3 separate regions of the Mus musculus genome follow, and all the other regions are linked to region 2. Evidence: chromatin loops called from intact Hi-C (ENCODE). Cell type or tissue: heart. All regions are shown on one strand.

The links. Hi-C counts contacts between places; a loop is a spot of excess contacts. Peaks named below come from ENCODE experiments on the same cell type or tissue, not always from the same donor. Only the 100,000 strongest peaks of a DNase experiment are listed, where the experiment ranks them.
Region 1: a loop joins it to region 2, with 3 times the contacts of the local background. A loop is called at or near these places in 2 of 42 quality-filtered maps.
Region 3: it touches region 2 in a loop (1.9-fold over the local background); 2 of 42 quality-filtered maps call a loop at or near these places.

The regions. Positions count from the first base shown.
Region 1 is chr6:72,784,759-72,792,758 of GRCm38, forward strand. Tcf7l1 (transcription factor 7 like 1 (T cell specific, HMG box)) reads right to left here and starts at 4,287. Exons shown (of 12, transcript NM_009332.3): 1 at 3,952-4,287; 2 at 3,804-3,867; 3 at 3,453-3,580. The coding sequence starts at 4,194. In heart, no CTCF peak of the experiment used is centred here; DNase peaks (open chromatin) are centred at 3,373, 3,663, 4,493, 4,803 and 1 weaker place; H3K4me3 peaks cover 3,398 bases; H3K27ac peaks cover 2,423 bases; H3K27me3 peaks cover 790 bases.
Region 2 is chr6:72,710,247-72,718,246 of GRCm38, forward strand. All of the region lies in intron 3 of Tcf7l1 (transcription factor 7 like 1 (T cell specific, HMG box)), which reads right to left. Among named protein-coding and RNA genes, the nearest start is that of Gm31249, 26 kb to the right of the region's middle. RefSeq lists an enhancer at 1-2,706. In heart, CTCF peaks have their summits at 3,664 and 4,612; DNase peaks (open chromatin) are centred at 1,556 and 4,663; H3K4me3 peaks cover 324 bases; H3K27ac peaks cover 2,029 bases.
Region 3 is chr6:72,794,114-72,802,113 of GRCm38, forward strand. No RefSeq gene overlaps it. Among named protein-coding and RNA genes, the nearest start is that of Tcf7l1, 9.1 kb to the left of the region's middle. In heart, a CTCF peak has its summit at 3,853 (motif pointing left); no DNase peak of the experiment used is centred here.

The DNA.
Region 1 (8,000 bases), 75 kb after region 2:
TTGACATCCAATCTATTTTGTTTATATTTGTTTTGGGGACAGGCTCTTCCTAGGTAGCCCAGGCTGTCCTCAGACTTGCAGTGATACTCCTGTCTGAGTCGTTGATGTTCAGGGATTATCAACCAAGTGCCACCCTGTGTGGCTTCATTTACATTTTCGTAGCAAAATTGTAGTCAACAATTTCAGAATAGTCTTGTAACCTGCAAAGTCTCTCCTCTAGAATGAAGGTAGAGTCAGAGCGTGGTGGTTTATGCCTGTGATGTCCTAAGAGGAGCTAAACAGTTCAGGGCTAGCCTGGTCTGTATCGCAAGTTCTAGGTCAGCCAGGACGACAGTGAGACCTTAGCTCATGTTTCCATGTACTAGGAATAGTACAAAGTGCGGCAGCTATTTATTCCCTTCTCCACACACCTCGGGGTCCCCGGGGGCTCGAAAGAGAAGCACACTCATAGTGACACATCTGTAAACCTAGCACTCAAGAGGCTAGTCCTCCTTAGATAGGAGGATCCAAGTTCGAGGCCAGCCTGGACTAGAATGAGACCCTGTCTTAAGACTTGTCCCCTTAGCCCAGGGAAAGGTGACCTCTCCCCCTCAAGGGTCTCAGACAGGAACCATTTCCCAGCATCCCAATGGAGCCAGAGGAGAAAGGAGAAGAGGTGACCCATGGAGAAGGGCAGCCTGACTGCACAACTGTCCAGCAGCAGAGATGCCAGTGATGAGGGCTTTGGGCCTCCTGTCTGAAAAGCCAAATGTCCATACGTAACTCAAAAACACTGCAGCCAGCATCCACTTCGACTTCTGTTTTTGTTATGTCCAGAAATCTAGGACCGCAAAGAAATGGTACCCCCACTTTTATACGTATAGGCCTAAAACAATAAAGCTTACAGGTGGATAATTTAAAAGAGAAACAACAGGACCTAGAAAGCAAAAGACAGGTGGAATCATCTAGTCCAAGAATCTTCTCCCAACCTATCAGCTCCTGTCTTACCCCTCAACTCTCTACTTCACTGGGAAACAGCGGAGGTCCGATCTTGCCCGGATGACCACTTGTGTCCCATGAAAATCATATTAAGTATATTGATATGATCATGGAGAGGAAAATTATCATTTCAACCATATAGTCCAAACAAGTGCTTAAATGGGTCCTAAGCTGCTCTGCTTACTGGCCATGCATAGTCAAACTAGAAAGAGACTTTCCTGCTACAACAGTGAACTTTGTAACCGAGCAAGGCAGCATGTGAGAAACACCAAACACTGAGAACTTACGATTTTAAGATTTTAAGCCATTCATCGGTGAGATAAGATACAGGCATGGGGGGCTGGTGAGATGGCTCAGTGGGTAAGAGCACCCGACTGTTCTTCCGAAGGTCCAGAGTTCAAATCCCAGCAACCACATGGTGGCTCACAACCATCCATAACAAGATCTGACTCCCTCTTCTGGTGTGTCTGAAGACAGCTACAGTGTACTTACATAAAATAATAAATAAATCTTTAAAAAAAAAAAAAAAGATACAGGCATGGGGATGAGATGGGAGTCAAAGTCCCCAAGCCAGTGGGCTAAGAGGTGAGTGTGGAGAGCCATCGAGATGGCTCTGTGGGTAAAGGCCCTGGCCAGGCAAATCTGATGATCTGAGTTGGATTGCGGGGGACTCACACGGTAGAAGAGAATCCAACTGACTACCAAAGATTGTCTTCTGTCCCCCACGGAGGTACTAACCCTGGCGTAAGCCTCAGATACACCCAAGTGCACACACACACACACACACACACACACACACACAGAGAGGAAAGAAAATGTAAAAACTTAAAAGAAATGAGTGTGTGGAGGAAATCTCCAGTTAAAGGGCTAAGTCGTATTTGGGATGTTTCTGATGACTTTTAACTTCCTAAGACCTGGCTCAGAGCTGACATATATGATAAAAACAGAGAAGATGGCAGGCACTAAAGTGGCTTAACAGACACACGTACAAAGATATGGGAACTCCCTGTACCTGCATGGGCAGGAAAGCTGGGGGTGGTCCCCAACATTGGCACACACCTTCACCTTGAAAGTGCAAAAGCAAAGCCCTAGGCCTATATCCACTTTCAAAAGGACTTCTTGGGGTACCCTGAAGTGGAGCAGGCCCAAAACTGTGAGGGTCTTTCTCCACCCCAGAGCAAAGGCAAGCGGTGTGAGTGTGGTTCTACGCCCTTCTTCCATCCATCAGAACGCAACCCCTAACCCCCAACCCCTAACCAGTGAACAACACCCACACACACACACACACACACACACACACACACACACACACTACACGAACTGTGGAGGCCATCCTGCTCCACCCAGCAAGGGCCCGAAATGACAGCAGGAACGACCCATTCAGCGCCCAGATCTTCCATGGCCACCCTTGAGTATAATCATATTTAAGATGAACTTTTATTCGAGCTCAGTTCCCTCAGGGATGCACTCCTGAGGAGTAGACACGCCAGCAGGGAGAATGAACCAACCAACTCTGGAAAGCTCTGTGCGAGGCAGAGACAACGAGCAAGGCGCCGCACAGCAGGAGGGTGTGCACCCAGGATTTACCATCCAACCCAGCATCAGCATAGGAAACTTGGATGTGGAGTAGCGGCTCGAAGACCAGGCCAACCCCGAACTGCACCCCTCATTTCGCAGGGGAGAGAGGCGGGAGCTCCGAGCTGGAGAGGGGTGAAGGAATCCGCCCTCATTTGCACATTGTCTGGGGCCGGGTCAATTTGCTTAATCACCGCTCTAAATGCCAGGCACACAGCACACAATGCGCTCCCATTAACAGGTTTAAAGTGTCGCAGCGCTCGCTTTAAATGAGAAAAGCCCGCAACAAAAGGGGGAAAAAGCCAAGTAAGAATGCCTTGGGTCGCCCTCCAAACCATCTCAGAGGAGTTTAAAACCCAGAGTTCTGCAGAAAAATTGAGGCCCTGGGGGTGAGGATTGGGGGTGGGTCGTGAATAGTTCACACAAAATAAGGAGTTTGTACAGCTCACAGCAGCCCAGGGAACCCGCAGGTCAGAGGACATCTCAAGTCAGGATCCTCCAGGCCCTTGCCCAACTTTCTCCCTTGCCAAGGGGAAAGCTGACCAATCTCCGGGAAGGAAAGCGAGACACCCCCCCCCCAAACACACACCCCCCACCTCCAAAGGCAGGCACAAATCCAAGTTTTCCTTTGGTAGGAGCAAGGAATTTGGGAGGCTGGGAGGTCCCACCAGGCCGCAATCTCCCAAAGGCGAGAAGTTAAAAGAACTTTACTTTCATCCCGTTACTGGCCAAAAGCAGTCTCATACTAGGCCGCCACAGGGGAGTTTGACTCTGCAAACAAGTTCGGCCCAGGATCAGCTCAGGCAGGAGGCCCCATCCCCCACACCACGGAAAGCCCAGGGGCGCATCCCGCCGGGCCCGACGCCCACCGGTCCCGGCACGGCCGGACTGACACTTACGGTGCGCGCTCCACCAGGAGACAGGGGTCCGTTGGAGAGGTACGGGCTGCTCAGGTCTGGAATCATCAGGAAGGGGTACCCAGGATACGCAGGTCCCTTAAAAAAAGCGCCATCCTGGGGCCTTCTCACTGCGGACAAAACCAAAGTGGAGTGAGGTCAGGGGTCCCCCAGACAGAGTAGCTATCTGGAGCTCGGGGCGGGAATCTGGAACCCGAGCACCCCTCGAGTGAGCCCCAGAGTGGCTGCTGCAGCGATGGGAGGAGAGCAGGGGTTCCGCCACCCGGACCGTGGAGACCCGTACGGCCAATCGCTGATGGCTGGAGAGTGGAGACTGACGGAGAAGGCACTTACCTTCGGCGAAATAGTCGCGCGGCTTCTGGAAAGCGTCCCGGGCGGGCTGCGGGCGCCTCTCCGCCTGTGGAGGAGACACAAAGGCGAGGGCGGGTGAGCGGGAGCGGGACCCGGGTCCCCCAGAGGCTGACCCTAGGAATCCCTTTACCTCGGAGTCCGAGCTACTGCTCTGATTCTCCGATTCGTTGACCAGGGACGACTTGACCTCATCCAGATCCCTCTGCGCCGAAGCGCTGTCGCTGCTCGGCTCTTGCTCTTCGCCCCCCTCGTCCTGGAAGGGGATCAGCTCGTCGTTCGCTCCGAGGTCGTCCCCTCCACTGGTTGCCCCGGCTCCGGAGCCACCGCCTCCCCCGCCGGCGCCGCCACCGCGGCCACCACCGAGCTGGGGCATGGTGGGGCCACGGGCCGGGGCCGCTGCGCTCGGAGCCCCGCGCCCTGCCTGGCCCGGCCCGGCGCCCCTCCCTCCCTCTCGCTGGCCCGGCTCCGATCGTTTGGCCGCTGCGGCGACAAAGTTTTGACAGGGCGTGGCTCTGTGGGAAGCGGGCCCAGCACCGCCCAGCCGGGGCAAGAGACACTCGGCTCCGAATCGTCCCGCAGCACGGAACCTAGGACTCCCAACTAGCCGCCGCCACCGCCGCTGCCTTCTCGGCCCGGGCGTCCCAGCGCCTGGCCCGCCGGGGAGGGGCGATGGGGAAGGAGGGAGGGACCGCCCGGCGGGGCAGGGGGGCCGGAGGGAGGAGCCCCGGCTGCAAGCTGACACCCGCGCCTCTCGGAACCAGGCGAACTGCAGCGCGCGCACGCACACTCGTATTCACACTCGCGTCCTGCTCGCTTGCACCTTCCGGGGCCTACAACTACCCTCCTCGTGCGACCACCCTACCCCTCGAACTTATCCAGATCCCCTCCAGTGAACTCCATGGCTACCCTGGGAAGTCCTTTCTCGCACCCTCCCTCTAAGAGTCTGGCCCGCACTCCTTCACATCCCCTAACTTTCTTTGCAAACAAGCCCCAGAACTCCGCGCGGGTTCCCACTCCGCTCCCACCGCACTGGCAGGCAGCACTGCCCCCTGCGGGACAGCCGAGGACTCGCAGATCCGCCGAGCACAACCACTCAGCCTGCCGAGTACAGGATCCCATCAGCCCTTCTACTCAGCCAGATTTTGTGACACTTTGAAACAAGTTGAGCGGTCTTACATTCCCTTTCCTATGGTATTCCAACGCATTCCTGTCCCCAAACTGTGTTTTTGATCACTTCCTCTTAGTAAGGAACTACTGCAACCTTGAAGATCACGCTTTCTCTCTAAAGCTGGAGAAGAGGTGTGAAATTCAATACTCACTGTCTTGGATTCAGACGGGATTTTAACTGTATTGATTTTAAGAAGAAATTATCACCCAGAACTCCCAAAGCTGATTAGGAAGCTGCCGTGATAGCCCACAAGCACCATAAGCAAATTACCTAACTAGCTTCATAGGTAAAAAACAGACTTGAGAGAGTATCTGGGCGCTAACAAGATGGCTCAGCAGGTACTTACCGTCAAGCCCCATGTCTTCAGTTCCCTGTCCGGTACCCACATGGTGGAAGTAGAGAACAGACACTCGTCCTCTAGCTTCTACGTGTGGACCATGCCATGTGCACTCATTCCCTCACAAGTTAGGTATCATTTAAAAGATGGAGATGGTAGAGCGTGTATTTAGCATTCATGAGGTCCTGTGTTCAATCCTCGGGACTAGATAGACTCATATATCCTCAGTCAGCTGGGGATGGGGGAAGTAACGCCACTTGGAGCCATCCTCCATGGGGACATTGGTGACAACATAAATTTTAAAATCAGTCTAGAACGTCAGTATGAGCATATTTTTTAAATGTTTTAAACACAACTGAAAGCCAGGTATGGTGACCTGTGCTTTTAATCCCAAAACCTGAGAGAGGAAGCAGAGGCCGGTGGATCTCTGTGAGGCTGAGGCCAGCCTGGTCTACACAATGAGGTACAAGACAACTGCTTAGAGAGGCCCCTGTCTTTAAAAGCAAGCAAGCCAGCAAACAAGCAAGCAAGCACAACTTACACATGAGGCTGGACAAAGTTACAGCTTTAAGAAGGGGGTGATGGAGAGAGCTACAGTCCATCTGCATCTTTCTTCCCACAGAACCCACAGCAGGGAACTGGGCAGGTTGAGCCCCGACTTAGGTGGACCAATAATGGGTTTAAAGAAACACCATTAAGACAAAGATTAGTACATATAGCTTTCGGTGTCTCATTTAAAAACATTTTAGGGGTTGGGCAGTGGTGTCACATGACTTTCATCCCAGCACTCAGGAGGCAGAGGCAAGTGGATCCCTGAGTTCAAGGCCAGCCTGGTCTACAGAGTGAGATCCAGGACAGTCAGGGCTACACAGAGAAACCTGTCTCAGAAAACAAAACAAAAACTAGGTGACAGAGGCATGGCAGTGACAGTGATAGCTTAGGGCTAGTCCACTGAGCTCAGAGCTAAGAGTGAGTCTAGAGCCTGAGTTTGGTAGTTGCTGCTCTCCTGTAGCTTATCCCAGACCTCCTCCACCCTTTGGTCAGAGTACCTCAGCACACACCCTCCCTCGTGTTATTATATGGTATTTTGCAGAAGGTTTTTTTTTGTTGTTGTTGTTAAAATAATTGTATAGGAGGAATCTATGGAACTCTTATTTAAAACCCTTTTCCTGTGGTGTATAAACATATGAAGAGCTCATTGTATTAGTTCTCTATGGCCACTGTGATAAATCACTACAAACTTGGTTGCCTAAAAAGAGAAAGATGTTCTTAAAGGACAGTAATCTTTCTATTGTTGTTGAAATACAAATTAGTTTTACTAGATAGAAATTAAGCTGTTGGGGGCTGGAGAGATGGCTCAGTGGTTAAGAGCACCGACTCTTCTTCTTTTTTGTTTTTGTTTTTGTTTTTCGAGACAGGGTTTCTCTGTATAGCCCTGGCTGTCCTGGAACTCACTTTGTAGACCAGGCTGGCCTCTAACTCATTAATCTGCCTGCCTCTGCTTCCCGAGTGCTGGGATTAAAGGCCTGCGCCACCACGCCCGGCCGGACTCTTCTTCCTGAGGTCCTGAGTTCAATTTCCAGCAACCACATGGTGGCTCACAACCATCAATAATGGGATCCGATGCCCTCTTCTGGTGTGTCTGGAGACAGCTACAGTGTACTCACATACATAAAGTAAATAAAATCTTAAAAAAAAAAAAAAAAAAGGGCTGGTGAGATGGCTCAGTGGGTAAGAGCACCCGACTGTTCTTCCGAAGGTCCAGAGTTCAAATCCCAGCAACCACATGGTGGCTCACAGCCATCTGTAACAAGATTTGATGCCCTCTTCTGGAGTGTCTGAAGACAGCTACAGTGTACTTACATATAATATAATAAATAAATAAATCTTTAAAAAAAAAAAAAAAAAAAAAAAAGGGGCTGGAGAGATGGCTCAGAGGTTAAGAGCACTGACTGCTCTTCCAAAGGTCCCGAGTTCAATTCCCAGCAACCACATGGTGGCTCACAACCATCTGTAATAAGATCTGACGCCCTCTTCTGGTGTGTCTGAAGACAGCTACAGTGTACTTACATATAATAAATAAATAAATAAATAAATAAATAAATAAAAAAAAGGAAGGAAGGAAGGGAGGGAGGGAGGGAGGGAGAGAGCAAAAGAAAGAAAGAAAGAAAGAAAGAAAGAAAGAAAGAAAGAAAGAAAGAATTTAAGATGTTGGCAGCTGGGAAGTTCAATGTTACCTTGATGGTAGAGAGCTTGGTTAGAATCTGATATCCTGATTTGAATCCCCAGGACTGCTGAAGAGAGGCAGGGAGGGGTAGGAATGGAAGAGAAGGGTAGGGAAGGAAAGGGAATAAGGAAGAGAAAGAATGAGCTGATGGGACCATATGGCCTCTGAGGGCTCCAATGAGCCTCCTGCTAGCTTCTAGGGCTGTTGATACTCTATTTTGAACTATACCTTGCTAATTTCTGTTATCTGTGGTCACACTGGAGCCCTGAAATGGCATTTGGAGACCATTCCAGTAACTCAGCATCGTCTTTCTGCCAGGCTCCAATCCATAGCTGAATCAAATCTTGAAAGACCGCTTGACCTCATTCCTAGGCTCTGGGGATTAGGCCATGGGCCTGTCTGTCATCTTTGGGAGTGAGCTGTTGTCAGCCTACCACACCTGTCAAC
Region 2 (8,000 bases):
CAAACACATGCGTCATGTCAAGCTTTAATTTTTATCATCATTGTTTTCCTTTGCATTCATATGGCCCTGTTTCTGTTTTAGAATTTTAACTTTTTTTTTAATGTGTATGAGTGTTTAATATGTCTGGGTACCACATATGCGCCTGGCACCTGAGGGAGGCAGAAGGTGTCAGGGCTCCTGAAACAGGAGTTACAGAGGTTCTGAGCTGCCAGGTAGACACTAGGAATTGAACCTGGATCCTCTGCAAGAGCAGCCTGTGCTCTTAACCGCTGAGCCATCTCTCCAGCCCTGTTGTTTCTTTTTTCAAACAGAAACTCTTGGTGAAACATCTTATGTCACTATTGAGGCCTCTACCACAAGACGTCCTTTGGCATGACTAGTTAATGCATCTCGCTGCATGAACTAGTCTTTCCTTGGGTGATATGTTCAAGTGAGGTTTACTTTTGCCCTGTCAGTCACTCCTTGCGTGAAAGTAAGGGCTTGTGCTCTAGTATCTTCCCCGACATTTTAAGCTATAGAGGGTGGGAACCTTCTCTCATTGTCCTTACAACTGCAGGATGTGTGCAGCAACTGTAACATGAATAGGTGCACGTGTGCACACTGAGTGTGTGTGTGGGCGTGTTAATAGGGTTGAGCTGATTAACTTCACAACACCATATGCATTCCATGAGCAAAACAAGGCATGGTGCATGTCTGTGGGCTGGAATGTTTGGTCTTAGGTTCTTTTGCTCTCTGAGGCAAAATGGAGAGGGTAGGATGTGAACCGGGTTCACTCACTAGCTGGCTCGCTCACTGGGATTTGTTTGGAATCCATAGTTTCCGAAAACCTTAAGCACAGCGGGACATGGGGTCCCCAGATGGCGAGGGGCTGTTAGATCTTCACGGGCCACGGAAATGGGCAAATTGCATTTTGCACAGTCACATAACTTCCCGACAGAACTTGACTATTATTTCCACAGCAGTCAAGTTCTTCAGAGTGGAGGAGGGGCTGATCTAGGTGCCTGGAGCCAGGGTCCAGGAGAGGCTGAGCTGGGTAGACTAGTTGGCTGAGGCTAGCTTATTCTCAGAGAGCCTCCTTTCATCTCTTTTGAATAAAATCTGCATTCCCTTTCTGGTAGAAGGGCAGGTCTCTGTTAATGGCCCTGAGTGTAGTGGACTCTGTGCCCTCAAAGCCAAGCTCCTCGAGGAAGCTGAACCCAGGCCAACGTTAGTACAAGAAGAGAAAGAGGGATTGTCCCTCTCACATAGCTCAACATCTCATTCTCTTCGAGGCCTCAAAACCCTAATTTGACCACAAAAACCTGGCCTCTGGTGTTTCTGTTATGAGTATCGGATTCCTTCAGCTGAACTTGGCTGTTCACTGCCTGAACAAATTACATTAACAATACAGAGAAATGTATACAGGGCCTTAAAAACACTGCTGAGCAGGGACCAAAACAAAGACGGCTGTATCCTAGCAACAAACCTCACCCCCCAAGCAAGGCTGTGGGCTCTGCCAGGGATTGTAAGCCATTGAGCGCCTCTCTTCTCTGCAAACAATTAGGGACAGAGAAGTCACAATTACAGATGGGATTTACAGCCAAAGGGGCAATCTATAAATCACAGAGCTCCCACCCCCAGCCATTCCCAGCCAGATAATCAGAGCCAGATGTTCACCACAGCTGCTTTCGACGTGGGTACACTGTTGGCCAACCTGACCACACTCCTGCTCTGAGCCAAACGGTCCAGCCAAGTCAGAGGGGCCTCTGCATCCTGGAGCCTGCCCAACCATAGGAAAGGTTGGGGCATGTGGGAACTGTTTGCTGGAGCAATCACGGAGGCACAGGCTCCCCTCTGGTGAGGACCTGTGGCTTGCAAGTTCCTGCAAACCTGGCACAACTAGTGATGGTGGTGACCATGGCAATCAGCAACCACATCTTTAGCATCTCTTGCTAGGGGCTAGGCACTGGATGGAGCCTTTTAAGGCATGGTTGTTAGGGAAGTTCTTCAATTATTCACCCAATTTGGAGCTGAAAACAGGAATTGCTTGTGTCAGCCAATTTGCAAGCATGAGGACCTGGGTTCGGATCCCCAGCACCCACATAGAAACCAGGCATGCACTGCACATCTGGAATTCCAGCGCTGGGAAGGGAGTGACATTCACCCCCTAAGGCCCATGGGCTAGCGAGTCTAGCCAATCGGTGAGCTCAAGGTTTGGAGAGACCTTGTCTCAAAAGAGAAGGCAGAAGCCACTGGAGAACACACCTGATGCCGACCCCAGGTCTACACACACACTGTACATACACTGCACAAAGGAAGTAGAAAATAAAGTAGCTAGTCACCCAATCCATAGATGAAGAAAATGAACCTCGGAGATGCCAAGGATTTTCTAGAATGTCTCAGTGCTGGTAAGTAGTGGGGGAAACAACTCAAAGCTCCGTGTGTGACCTCAAGATTGACTTTGAGACCCCGACAATCTCATTCAGCAGTAGAACAGTGGGGAGACTTTGGGCGAATAGAGAGAAAGGCTTTAGAAATTTGTCTCTGGACTGTATAAATGAAAAGAGGCTTGCGGTTGTTTCATCTCGCCATAGGTGACTCTGTCTTAGCACTCTGTTGCATTTATTTGTTTATCTGCTCATTTAGTGCGTGTGATGTGTATTGGTCACACATGCCATAGAGCACACATGGAGGTCAGAGAACAACTTGTGAGAGTTGACAGCAGGCATCTTTACCCGATGAGCCATTTCCGTCAGCTGGTGACTCTATTTTAAATGCCCAGGCTTTAACCAAGCCAGAATTTTAGGACCTAGGGTCATGGGATTGCAATCGCCAAGTTTGTTAAGAGCGGTATTATTCAAGTGTGGCCAAGGATTTCTGTTCATAGACCTCTTCAATACATTTTCTTCATTTTTATTTCCTAAGATATGGCATATATAAAGTGCGCATTCGTTTTAAGGGATCAGGAGATGGCTCAGTGAGTAAGTGCACTTGCCATGTACGTCAGACAACCTGATGCTCCTCAGAACCCTTGTAAAAGCCTGGCACAGTACTGCAGACACCTGGAATCCCAGTGCGCACCTACAAGGAGATGGGAGGTAGAGAGGGGGGGACTCTCTAGAATCTTGGGGATGTGTTAGCTAGCTGTAATGCAATGCAATAACGAAGAGACTCTGTCTCATATGGGTGAAACGGCATAAATCTGGTTTCTCTATGTACATCAATGTTCATATACATGAAGAAAAAAACATATACCCACCCCACCCAGTGAAGACCTCAAACTCATAGAGATCTGCCTACCTTGCCTCCTGAGTGCCAGGATTGAAGGCTTGCGCCACCATGCCTGGCAAATGCACTTGGTTTTGCAGAACTGGGACTGACCTCAGGGTCTCATGTATAGTAAGAAAGCATTCGGCTGTATTCCAGGTCTGTTTTATTTTTAATTCACTGTGTAGCACAGGCATGCCTTGGAGTTTCAATTTTCCTGCCTCCGCCTCCTGGGTAGTTAGAATTCCTAGCCTATGCCCTCAGATGGGGCTCAAGTACACACAGCTTAATTGTAGAGCTTAATCGATTTTTGTGCATATATAAACTAATGTCAACACCACCAGATCAAAATGTGGAACATTCTAGGGCCGGGGAGATTGTAGAGCAATTAAGTGTGTTTGCTGCTCTCCCAGAGGACCCGAGTTCAGTTCCCAGTACCTCCACTGGGTGGATCCCAATAGTCTGTTTCCCCAGCTCCAGGGACCCTGATTTCTAATGGCCCCTGCACACACATGCCTTGACCCCCTATAGTTTAACAGTGAACTCTAAGAAGGACACGGAATATTCTAGAGACCATTTAGAAGGTTGTTACTTGCTTCACCAAAGTCAATAACAACCCTGACCTTGTTAACATTGTCAGCTTCACTAGCTTTCGAACATTACCATGTGCCCTGCCTCTGTAACTTTCCTCCAGTTTTGATTACTCTCAGGGTTAAACCGCGGCTTCCAATTCTAAACCACCAATAATAAAAACCAGAGATAACACCATTAGTCCCGTCTACCGTTCCCAGGTTTGTGAGAATACTGTACAACATCTGTGACTGCTCGTCACCAGATCCTTGCCTTCAAGTGGGGAGAGGCCCTGAGTCATTTGTCTTCAGGCAATGCCCGGTAATCGAATCTGGTAGTAACAAGCTATGTTTACCCCACTTGCCACCCATCATCCTGACAGCCACCATCTTTCACTGCTCAGGGAGTGCAGCGGGGCATGGAAGATGTGCTTGAGGTCTTAGAGGGAGGAGGAGGAGGAGGAGGGATGGCACTGGAACGCCTAGGCTCCCCTGGGACAAAACAGTTCAGACTGTGGAGGCAAAGCCACTCTCATCGCTCAGTGTCCTGAGGAGCCAAGATAGGGGCGGCCAAGGGTGAGGACAGAGGTGTGAGCATCCTATTAGGACGAGAGCAGTTACCCACTCTCCACGCAGCACAATGAGGGACCCACTCTGGTCCAATCCCCTTTTTGGAAATCTGAGCAGAATCTCTATGCAAGATGTGTTGGGGCTGTAAGACTCCTTGCTTAGGATGGCACAGACAGATTCCAAGCAAAGAGGAGCCCAGGCCTGGGTGCTAGGAGAGGCAGGATTTTCCTTTCCCTTCCCTCTAGGGTGCAGAGCCGCCCACCTTTTTGCTCCTGGCACTGCCCCAGCTTCACTTCCCAGAGTGGCTATTTTTAGCTGTGCTTAGCACCCGTTTGTTGCCATGTCTGTTTAAAATCCTACAGCTGTTGGCATAGTGTGACATAGGACACTTCCAAAGGATGTAATGCTCCCAGCCGGAAGTGCCAAATCTCAAGGCTATCAAACTCTCATTCAAGTGTTTCCGGGTGACACATGAACACAGCAATCTTACATGCAAATAAAGCAGAGAGGCACGAGGTTCCTCTTAGGCTCTCTGGAGGTACCGCTTCTCCATCAGAGAGACAGCCAAAGAGGTGTCACTTGGACGTGGAAACAGTACAAACAGTGATGAGGTCTACTGGAAACCCCAAACTGAACACTAGCAGGGCGAGTTGGCAAATGCTTGCAATGCAAGCAACCACAAGATGAGATGAGAGCTTAGAGAGGGAGATGTCTCAAAAAATAAGGGGGTGAGTAATTGAGGAAGATATTCAACGCCCACCTGTGGCCTACACGTGCAAGTTTAACACATCACACATAAACACAAAAAATAACATTTTATACGTGTATATACGTGTGTGTGTGTTGTGTGTGTGTTTAAACTTTTCAGACAGAGCCTCGGGTAGCAGAGGGTAGCGTTGAACATGCTATACAGATGAGACTGGCCTGTGCTCCACCTCTCAAAGGCTGAGACTAAAAGTGTGCACCATTATGCCCAGCTACACAGCATTTTCTAATATTGTCCAATCACGGTTCTCATCCAAGCCACATTTGAAAGGGGACTAGGGGCTGGTGAGATGGCTCAGTGGGTAAGAGCACCCAACTGCTCTTCCGAAGGTCCGGCGTTCAAATCCCAGCAACCACATGGTGGCTCACAACCATCCGTAAGGAGATCTGACTCCCTCTTCTGGAGTGTCTGAAGACAGCTACAGTGTACTTACATATAATCAATAAATAAATCTTTTAAAAAAAAAAAGAAAGAAAGAAAGGGGACTAGACCAGTGGGCACAAGTCATGCCTACTGTAAGACACATCATGCACTTGACCAGGTGTGACCATGTGGTGGCAGTGGCCTCAGTAGTGGTGGTGGTGGTGGTGGTGGAGCGGTCTTCCGGTCTATAGTCTCGAGTTGTGATTTTAATGTTTGTGTTTCCAAAACTACAAACAGAGGCCAGGTCTATCATGCTTTGTGGAATCCTACACGCAATCTGGACCTTTCTTGGAAGGATGGAGACATGTCTTTCAAGCTCCCCAGATAATCTCTTATTTAGTCCTTACACTGATCTCTGAGGTCAAGAACATTGTCCTAGGTTCATTTTAAACAAATGGAAGGTGTGGAATTAAGTCTCTTACATAGAGTCACAGACTCTTCCTCTCTTTCTCAAGTATATGTCATGTACATGCCTGTGTGTATTTATGTTTGCATGTGCGTGGGTGCATGTGGAAGCTCAGGGATGACGGTGGGAGTCTTCCCAATCACTCTCCACCTTATTCATTGAGGCAGGTTCTCTCGGTGGAAGCTAAGCTTGCCTGTATGCCTACTCTGGCTAACCGGTTTGTTCTGGGGATTCTACCTTCTTAATGCTGGAACCCAGTACTTACATGGCCTCTGCAAAGCCAAACTCTGCTTCTGATGTTTGTATAGCAAGAGGTTTAACCACTCAACCATTGGCTCAGCCCAGCTAAAGTCAGAGACATTTGCAGCAACATTTATATGCCTTTCAGCTCACAGAATTGACACAAAGAGTTGTTAATATTTGGTGGTCCCAGAAAATAATATGAGCTCCTAAATTAGTAAGTGTTGCTTCCCTCTCAAAAGGCCTGTAATCTGCATCATGATCAAAAACTCTGATGAAGCAAGCCTTAAAGATAACAGCTCCATCCCCAAATTCAAACCCAAATTCAAACCCAAATATGTCTCTATGGGCAAGATTCACACACTGCTGTGTGCTGAGAGGCAAGAATACATGGGGTGGGATCTGGACTTTTTGTTTTGTTTTGAGACAGGGTTCCTCTGTGTAGCCCTGGTTGTCCTGGAACTCACTCTGTAGACCAGCCTGACTTCAAACTCTGCTTCTAGAGTGCAAGGATTAAAGATGTGTGCCACCATATCTGGCAAAAAGAGTTGTTTGTTTGTTTTATTTTTATATAATTTTTTACATACATTACATCCTGACCAAAGTTTTCTCTACACTCCTCCAGTGCCTGAAAAGAGTCTTAATGAAGGATTGCCTGCAAGGGCTGACCTATAAACATACCTTTGGGGAATTGACTTAATTCAATTACTTGGTGGGGAAAGACTCAGCCCACTGTGGGCAGCATCATTCCCTAGGTAGTCCCTGAGGAAATTAAGCTGAACAAACAAACTAGTGAGCATCCACACACTCATTTCTGTTCTTGACTGTGAGTGGGAATGTGACTGCTAGAGTTTTTTCAATGTGTTTTTGTGTGTGCCTGCAGAAGTTTTAGTGGGGCCAAGAAAGGTTAGGAAGGGGCTTGAGATCCAGTTCTGATGAACTGGAGTTACAGGTAGTTATGTGCAACCTGATATCAGTGCTTGGAATGGAACCCAGGGCCTGTACAGGAGCGGTGAGTGCTCTTAAGCACTGAGCCAGCTCTTTAGCCACATGACCACCTGTTTTAAGTTCCTGTCACCTTACTTTCCTTGTAAGGGATCATAACCTGGAATTCATGACTAAAACAAATATTTTCTTCCTTAAGTTGCTTTTTGTCAGGCTATTTTGTCACAGCAACAGAGATGAAATGAGGACAGATGTTATCTGGACTTCCTGGCTGTTGCCATCTTCATGCTGGAGATGTCGGTAACTTTTTCCTCAGGCTCCTTGCACGAGGATTCACAATCATTTACAAGGATCTCTCTAGTTGGTTCCGAGGCACTTCTGGGTGCTCAGCAATAGCATGCTTGCTTTCTATCAACCTGGACTTGTGGTGTTTATCTGTCCCATGCGGAGGAAACCCAGAACCAGACCACCCCATTTTAATGTGGCGCCTTTCAGATCAAGAGGTACGCAATCCTGTAATCCAATGGTCCTGTAAAATTCTTCAGCAGTTGGAGAAGACGTACAAATGGAGTTGAACCTGCCAAACGCAGCATATTTTAAAAAGTAATCTTGTTCTTATTAAATTCATATTGACTCTTGAGGGGGAAGAGGAGGAAAATCACATTTTTTATGATTCATCACTTCCTCAAGATAATAAAACATGATCTGAAGATATAAAAAAAAAAATATGTGGCTGCAAACATCTTTTCTCCCCCTTAAGCTGTTCTTTTCCCAAAAAAGCAGTTCCCACCGTTCCACAGAACCTTGTACTCCACTTCAGCTTTGTGGCCATCAC
Region 3 (8,000 bases), 84 kb after region 2:
CAACCCAAAATTTTTGTTTGTTTTGCTTTACTTTTTAGGACTAGTATTTCTCGGTGTAACAGCCCTGGTTGTTCTTGTACTCAGTTTGTAAGCCAGGATGGCCTCTAACTGTACAGAGATCCTCCTGCGTCTGCCTTCAAAGTGCTGGGATGAAAGGCATGCACCACCCCCAACCGGCTAACAAACAGATTTTAATGAATCCCTCAAATAAAAAAAGAAAAAAGAAAAAACAAGTGAGGGTATTTTATGGTCACTCCCCTAAAATTGACACATAGTTCAATACAATGTTAATAAAAAACATCTCACTCCCACCCCACCCCCACTAAATAAATAAATAAATAAGCCGGGCAGTGGTGGCCCACGCCTTTGATCCCAGCACTTGGGAGGCAGAGGCAGGCGGATTTCTGAGTTCGAAGCCAGCCTGGTCTACATTGTGAATTCCAGGACAGCTAGGGCAACACAGAGAAACCCTGTCTCGAAAACAAAACAAAACAAAACAAAACAAAAATCCCGGTCCATTAAAATCTTCACAGGATTTTTGTTGTTGGTTTGGTTTGGTTTTGGCTTGTGTGTGTGTGTGTGTGTGTGTGTGTGTGTGTGTGTGTGTGTACATATATTGATAAGCTGATTCCAAAAGCAGGATTCATAAGTCTTTTAAATATTTATTTTTAATTGTGCGTATTGTAAACTGCCCCTGCTGGTCTTTGGTGACTGGGAAGAAAGAGACAGATGCTGTAAACGTCAGAAAGATTTGCAAATGACTGCCTTCCGAGGGGTCTTTCATATACAAAACAACCAATTCCAGACCCCATGTTTTGGGCTCTTACTTCCTAAGGCAAGGCGCCCTGTCTCTAACCTACAGGAGTATGGTCCCGACCGCTGATTAGGCTGGAGCAAGCTGCAGCTGCGCCTACAGCAACTCCACCTGCTCGACTGGTTCACCTTGCTTCTCCCAGCCCTGAAAGCCACAGGAAAAGTTCTGCTCTGCCTTCTCCTCCTCCCTCCAGGCTGACTCAGGTACTTTCCCATGTGTCTCCAGGTTGTGTTACCAGTCCCTTTCTTTTAGGTATTGTGAATCACTGACTATCTTTTCCATAGCCTTTGTGCCCTGATCAGTTGTCTTCGGGTACCTGAATGATAATAAAACCTACATTTAAAAAAGGATATGCAGATTTCCCCAGGAGTCCCACACTGGGAGAAGGAAACGGCCTGGGGCAGCCAGAAGGAAGATACTTGTCTCCGGGTTAGTGACTTCCCACAGTTCTGAGGGCTCGTTAGACCGCTTTGCGGAGGACGCTAGAGCTGAGGACCCCAGAGATGGACTTGGGGGTGGGGGGTTACAATCCTCATTGTTCTTCCCATGTGGCTACGTAGTACACACATACATCTTGTTTATTTAATTTACACTGTTGTCTCCTGAGGGCAGTTCCGTGAGTGAGCAGGTCCGTGAGTTAAGGCTCCTGGGGCCCTGGGCTCTGTCCTTAACACTGGTAACAGTTTTTCTGTGACCCCGACAACGCCAGTAATAATCACGTGGGAGAAGGACGCCCTCTGTACTAGGTTCTACGTAGCTGAAAAGCCGCTCGCACTTTCCCGCGTATGTTGGACCTCATGGCCGTCATGGCCTCTCAGCTCCAGTGATCGGCAATCGAGTTTCGGCCAGTTTACTGCTTGGAGTTCCTTCTCTAGCCCATTCCTGAAATAAATCAAGTCAAATGAATTTCACAAGATGATGTATATTGGCTGAAGTTCCTCTGGCCTGGCATGAACCTGCATTAGCCAGTCCCGCTTCTATCCAACGAATTTACCCCGTTGTGTTTCCTCAGTTGTCTCTTTTTGAGTCTGTGAAGTCTCCAAGTTCTTTTGTTTGTTTGTTTGTTTGTTTATTACTTTCCCTCCCTTTATATTGAAATTAGGGTTTGTTTGTTTGTTTTTTTTTTTCTCCTCAAAAAATATATCCTGATTATGGTTTTCCTTCTGGGTTCCTCCCCTCTCCAGTTTCTCCTCACCTCCCTCCTATCAGATACAGCTCTTTTGTGTCTTTTTTAAAACAATAGGCCTGATAAGGTGGCTCACCTTTAATCCCAGTACTGGGGAGGCAGAGGCAGGCTGATCTCTGAGAGCTCCAGGCCAGCCTGATCTAAAGAGTGAGTTCCAAGACAGCCAGGGCTTCACAGAGAAACCCTGTCTCAAAAAACAAACAAACAAACAAACAAACAAACAAACATTTGTACATAAAGAATAATAATATGGGGGATGAGGGGTGAAATTCGCTGGGTGAGAACCTACATAACATGCACATGAACCCTTAGGTTCCATCCCAGCACCAAATAAGCTTGCTTCGGCGGTGCCTGCCTGCCATGCCGTGCCAGCACTAGGGAGAGGCGCGTGTGAACCATCTAATATGAACTGACCTCAGATCTTCTGAAGGAGCGGCCAGCAATCTTTCCACCGAGCCATTGCTCTAGTCCCCAGAATACATAAAGATATGCTTCAAATTATCTTTTTACAAATAAATATTTTAAAATTATTGTAATTTAAAGTATGTTTTAAATTTAATTTGAATATGTAAGCATTTTTTTTTTCCTGCTTGCCTGTATGTATGTTGCATTTGGGGCAACATCTGGGAACCACTGTGTAGGTGCAGGGAACTGAACCCAGGTCAGCTGCAAAAGAAGTGTGCCCTTAACCAAGAAGCCATTTTTTCAGCCCTCAGAATATGTATGTGTGTGTGTGTGCCTGTGTATGTATATATATACACTCACACACACACACACACACACACACACACACACGGTGGGGGTGGGGAGGTTGGTTTGTTTGTTTTTCAAGACAGGGTTTCTCTGTGAACCCATGGCTGCCCTGGAACTTGCTCTGTAGACCAGGCTGACCTTGAACTCATAGGAGATCTCTGTTATAAAACAAAGTGTATAGCAGAGAAACACTGTCTTAGTTATAGGCCTGGTTGTCCTGGAACTCACTCTATAGACCAGGCTGGCCTCAAACTCAGAAATCTGCCTGCCTCTGCCTCCCAAGTGCTGGGATTAAAGGCGTGCTCCACCACTGCCCAGCCACAGCAACTCTTATAAAGGAAAACATTTCTTTGGGGCTGGCTTACAGTTCAGAGGTTCAGTCTATCTATGATCATGGCAAGAAGCATGATGGTATATAGACAGACTTGCTGCTTGAGCTGAGTGTTCTACATTTTGATCCAGAGGTAGCAGAAGGAGACTGTGTTCCACACTGGACATAGCTTGAGCATGTTTGAGACCCCACAGCCAACCCCTACAGTGATACTCTTCCTCCAACAAAGGCACACCTACTCCAACAAGGTCACACCTCCTATGAGCCAAGCATTCAAACACATGAGTCTATTAGGCCATTCCTATTCAAGCCACCACAAACTCTCTGTCTTGAAAAAGCTAAGATAAAGAAATAATATAAAATATAAAAGAAATAATAAAGGCATGTGCCACCAATGCCCAGCTATGTATTTTAAACCATACAAATTCAGATTAAAAAAACCAACCTGGGGCTGGAGAGATGGCTCAGTGGTTAAGAGCACTGACTACTCTTCCAAAGGTCCTGAGTTCAAATCCTAGCAACCATATGGGGGCTCACAACCATCTGTAATGAGATCTGACTCCCTCTTCTGGTGTGTCTAAAGACAGCTACAGTGTACTTACATAAAATAATAATAATAAAAAAACCCAAACAAACAAAAACCCTTGGGCTGGAGAGATGGCTCAGATATTAAGAACACTGGCTATTCTTCCAGAGGAGGTCCTGAGTTCAATTCCCAGCAACCACATGGTGGCACATAACCACTTCTAGTGAGATCTGGTGCCCTCTTCTGGCCTGTAGGTATATATGCAGGCAGAAGGCTGTATACAGAATAAATAAATCTTAAAAAAAAAAAAAAAAAGCCAACCCAAGAGAAAAAGATACAAAAAAATTTGAAGAGATACTCTTATTAAAAGAGGAGAAAAATGGACAGGAAGTTGAATAAGTGGTCAACAAAATCAGTCATCAGGGATGTGAGGATTAAAGTCATATTAAAGTCATGGTAGCTGGGCCTGGGTTGTGTGCAAGGGGTGTGGGGTGTGGGGGTGGGGAGGGAGGATAATAAGTTTAAAGCTGCAGCTGCAGGGAAAATTCAGACTATATGGAAACATTGTCCCAACACACAGACACAGACACACACACACACACACACACACACACACACACTGTGATGGGTTACTAATATATTCTCACTGAAACGGTTAAAGTTATTAAATTATATATTACAATACCAGGCGTGGTTACTAAAGTGGAAGGGTAAAACTTTGTGGAACCTTACACTGTTGTAACCATCATAGTAAACACTCTCTGACCTCAGCTATGAAAGCTGACCATACGCATGTCCCATAACTCGGAAGTTACACTCCCGAGAAGATACTGTTGGCCCTGTGCTCTCCCTGGGACACAGAACCCACAGGCTTGCCCAGACATGCATGGAAAAATCTTTACTTCTGTTCCAAATGTGTACAGGTTTATTCTTGCCATTGTTTCCTAAGTGGTATGCCATAGCAACCTATGTAGCACGCATGGTTTATCAGGCATCATAAGTAATCTAGACAGGATTTCATGTATACAGGACTGCACAGGTTATAGGCAAAGTGCTATAAGACATATTTACTTTTAAAGTTATGTGTCTACATATATGTATATATACACACACACACATATATATATGGGCATATGTATATATATATATAGGTGTGAGCACAGGTACCCATGAGTCCAGAAGAGGGTGTTGGCTCCCCTGGAACCAAAGCTCTGCTTGGCAGATGTCTCGCTGCTCTGGCATCTCCAGCATCTTTAATGAAACCCAGGCTTCACTTCCACAGCTTCACATGATGGTCTCTCGTAGGCCTCTTACCTTCTCAGAGCCTTGACCCAAGGACCCCAGCCACACGCTGTCTGGCCTGAGAGGGTTCTTTAAAACCACTGAGGAAGCTGGACATGGTGGCCTTTAATCCCAGCGCTTGGGAGGCAGAGGCAGGCGGATTTCTGAGTTTGAGGCCAGCCTGGTCTACAAAGTGAGTTTCAGGACAGCTAGGGCTATACAGAGAAACCCTGTCTCAAAAAACCAAGCTCTTCCAGAAGGCCTGAGTTCAATTCCCAGCAGTCACTTGGTGGTTCACAATCATCTGTAATGGGATCTGATGCCCTCTTCTGGTATGTCTGAAGACAGCTACAGTGTACTCACATACATAAAATTAAATTAAAAAAAACATGGAGGGTGCCGAGCGTGGTGGTTCACGCCTTTAATCCCAGCACTTGGGAGGCAGAGGCAGGCACATTTCTGAGTTAGAGGCCAGCCTGGTCTACAAAGTGAGTTCCAGGACAGCCAGGGCTACACAGAGAAACCCTGTCTCGAAAAAACAAACAAACAAACAAACATGGAGGAAGAATCTTATTCAGTTGCTTCTAGGAGCAGAAAATGCTTCTGGCTCCTTGACTGGGTGGGGTCTTGCTCTGAGGGCCCCCTTCCCTTTACTCCAGGCCAGATCAGTCCTCTCCTAATGACACCGATCACCTTAATAATTACATCATCTCCTTTGCACATGCCTTGGCTGTAACGTTAACTTTTCAGTGCTCTTTTCTCTGAAGCGTACGTTTTGTATTTCTGTCCCACTTGCTCTTTTTCATTATAGATCTGCATAAACATTATCAACAATAATCATGCCACAGTGAAAGGGTCTGCAACCCTATAGGTGGAACAACAATATGAACTAACCAGGACCCCCAGAGCTCATGTCTCTAGCTGCATATGTAGCAGAAGATGGCCTATTCGTCCGTCATTGGGAAGAGAGGCCCCTTGGTCTTGCATACTTTATATGCCCCAGTACAGGGGAACGCCAGGGCCAAGAAGTGGGAGTGGGTGGGTAGGGGTGCAGGGCGGGGGGAGGGTATAGGGAACTTTCAGGATAGCATTTGAAATAAAGAAAATATCTAATAAAAAAAGAAAAACTAATAATCGTGCCACAGACTCGACTCTTGAAATTTCCTCTGCCTAATACACAAGTCCGTGACATTTTAATTTAGCTTTGGGCAAGTTATCAGGGTATGAGCAGAAGGCAGGTAGATTCTTTGTCGAAATATCACATGAATGTCCTCTGGCCCACTCACTAATATTCCTCTCAGAAACCTCTCGAACCAAGTGTTCCTGTCCACGCTGCCGTCAGTAACACTATTTCCCTGGCTCCTACTAAGCAGCCCTTTCAGCCCTGCTTATATCATTCAACTGCTTTTCTAATCCAAGTTCCAAAGTCTTCCACATCCCTTCAAAATGCAATACAGTCAGGTTCTTTACAGTGACAGCCGGCTCTCGGGTACCAACTTCTGAATTAGCTACTTTTCAGTTATAGTGATAAAATACCATGTCCAAAGCAACTCATAGAAGAAAAGTTTATATCGGTTTATGGTTCCAGAAGAATGAGAACATTGTGGCATGGCAGCAAATGACAGGCATGGTGGCAGGAGCAAGAAACTAGATATCACATCTTAACCACACACACACAAGGCAGAAAACGTGAACTGGAAGTGGGGGCAAACACTCAAAGCTCCCCCTGTGATGCTCCTAAACTTCCCCAAATAGCACCAGCAACTGGGAACCAAGTAGTCTAATGCCTGAGGCTGTGGGGGACATCTCTCAGGTAAGCACCACCCAGGGGAGTGGGAGGAGCTGCTCTTCTCGGATGCTATGCAGGCAAAGGCCCCCCACTGACATCATTATGTGTTTTCTGGGATTGAACTCAGGTTCTCAGGCTTTCAGAGCAAGCCCTTTGCCAACTGAGTTATCTCCCCAGTCCCAGATAGAAATCCCTTAAAGATTTTGCTGTGCTTTAGATCTAGCCCATGTGTTAAAGATCTGGTTCTTGTACTGGCACTGTTGGGGAGTGGCGGAGCTGAGCGGGAGTACACGGACCTTGGTGTCTACCTTCCACATCCCAGCCGTGGATGAGCTGGTTTCTTCTTCCACCTGCTTCCCAACGTTATATGCTAGGTCTCCCTGGACCGCAAAGCAACTGATCACAGGCAAAGCTAAACAACTTTGAGCCAAAATAAACCTTTTCTGTTTATAACTTGATTGTCTTAGTGTTTGTTACAGTATCAAAAAGTCAATCAATATATATTTTTTTAAACTAGAAAGTCAAGGACCATGGTAATAATAATGAACAAGTGCAAAGAGAGCTGGTGTGGGCTCACATCTGTAACTCAGCACTTTCAAGGCCAGGGCAGGGGAGTTGCTGTAAGTTGGAGACCACCTCCCCGGAAAGAAAGAAAAAAAAAAAAAGAATCCCAGCACTCGGGAGGCAGAGGCAGGCGGGTCTCTGAGTTCGAGGTAGCCTTTGTTTGGTCTACAAAGTGAGTTCCAGGACAGCCAGGGCTATACAGAGAAACCCTGTCTCGAAAAAACAAAAACAAAAACAAAAAAAACAAAAAAACCAACCAAACAAACAAACAAACAAAAAAAGAATTATTTCCTCTACTCCAGTGGAAGGGGCCCAGTAATCATCTAGGTACCAAGTGACTGGTTAGGTACTGGACTGGATTCTCAGTGGTTTAGTCTTTGTTGCAGTAACTTGGCCAACAGCAGTAGTTATACCAGCCTCCATGAGTAAGAGCTCATTTTAAAAAAATTATTACTTTCTTTGTTTGATTGGTTGGCTTTTTGAGGGGCAGGCTTTCTCTGTATAGCTCCGGCTACCCTGGAACTCATTCTGTAGACCAGGATGGCCTTGAGCTCTGAGATCCTCCTGTCTCTGCCTCCCAAATACTGAGATTAAAAAAAATGTGTGCCACCAACTCCTAACAAAAATTATTATATTCTTATCTATTGTTTTGTGTGAGTGTGAATGTATGCGGTTGTTCCACAGTATGTTTGTGAAGGTCAGAGCACAAGTTGTCAGAGTTGGTTCTCTCCTTCTACCATATGGATTCTGGGGATT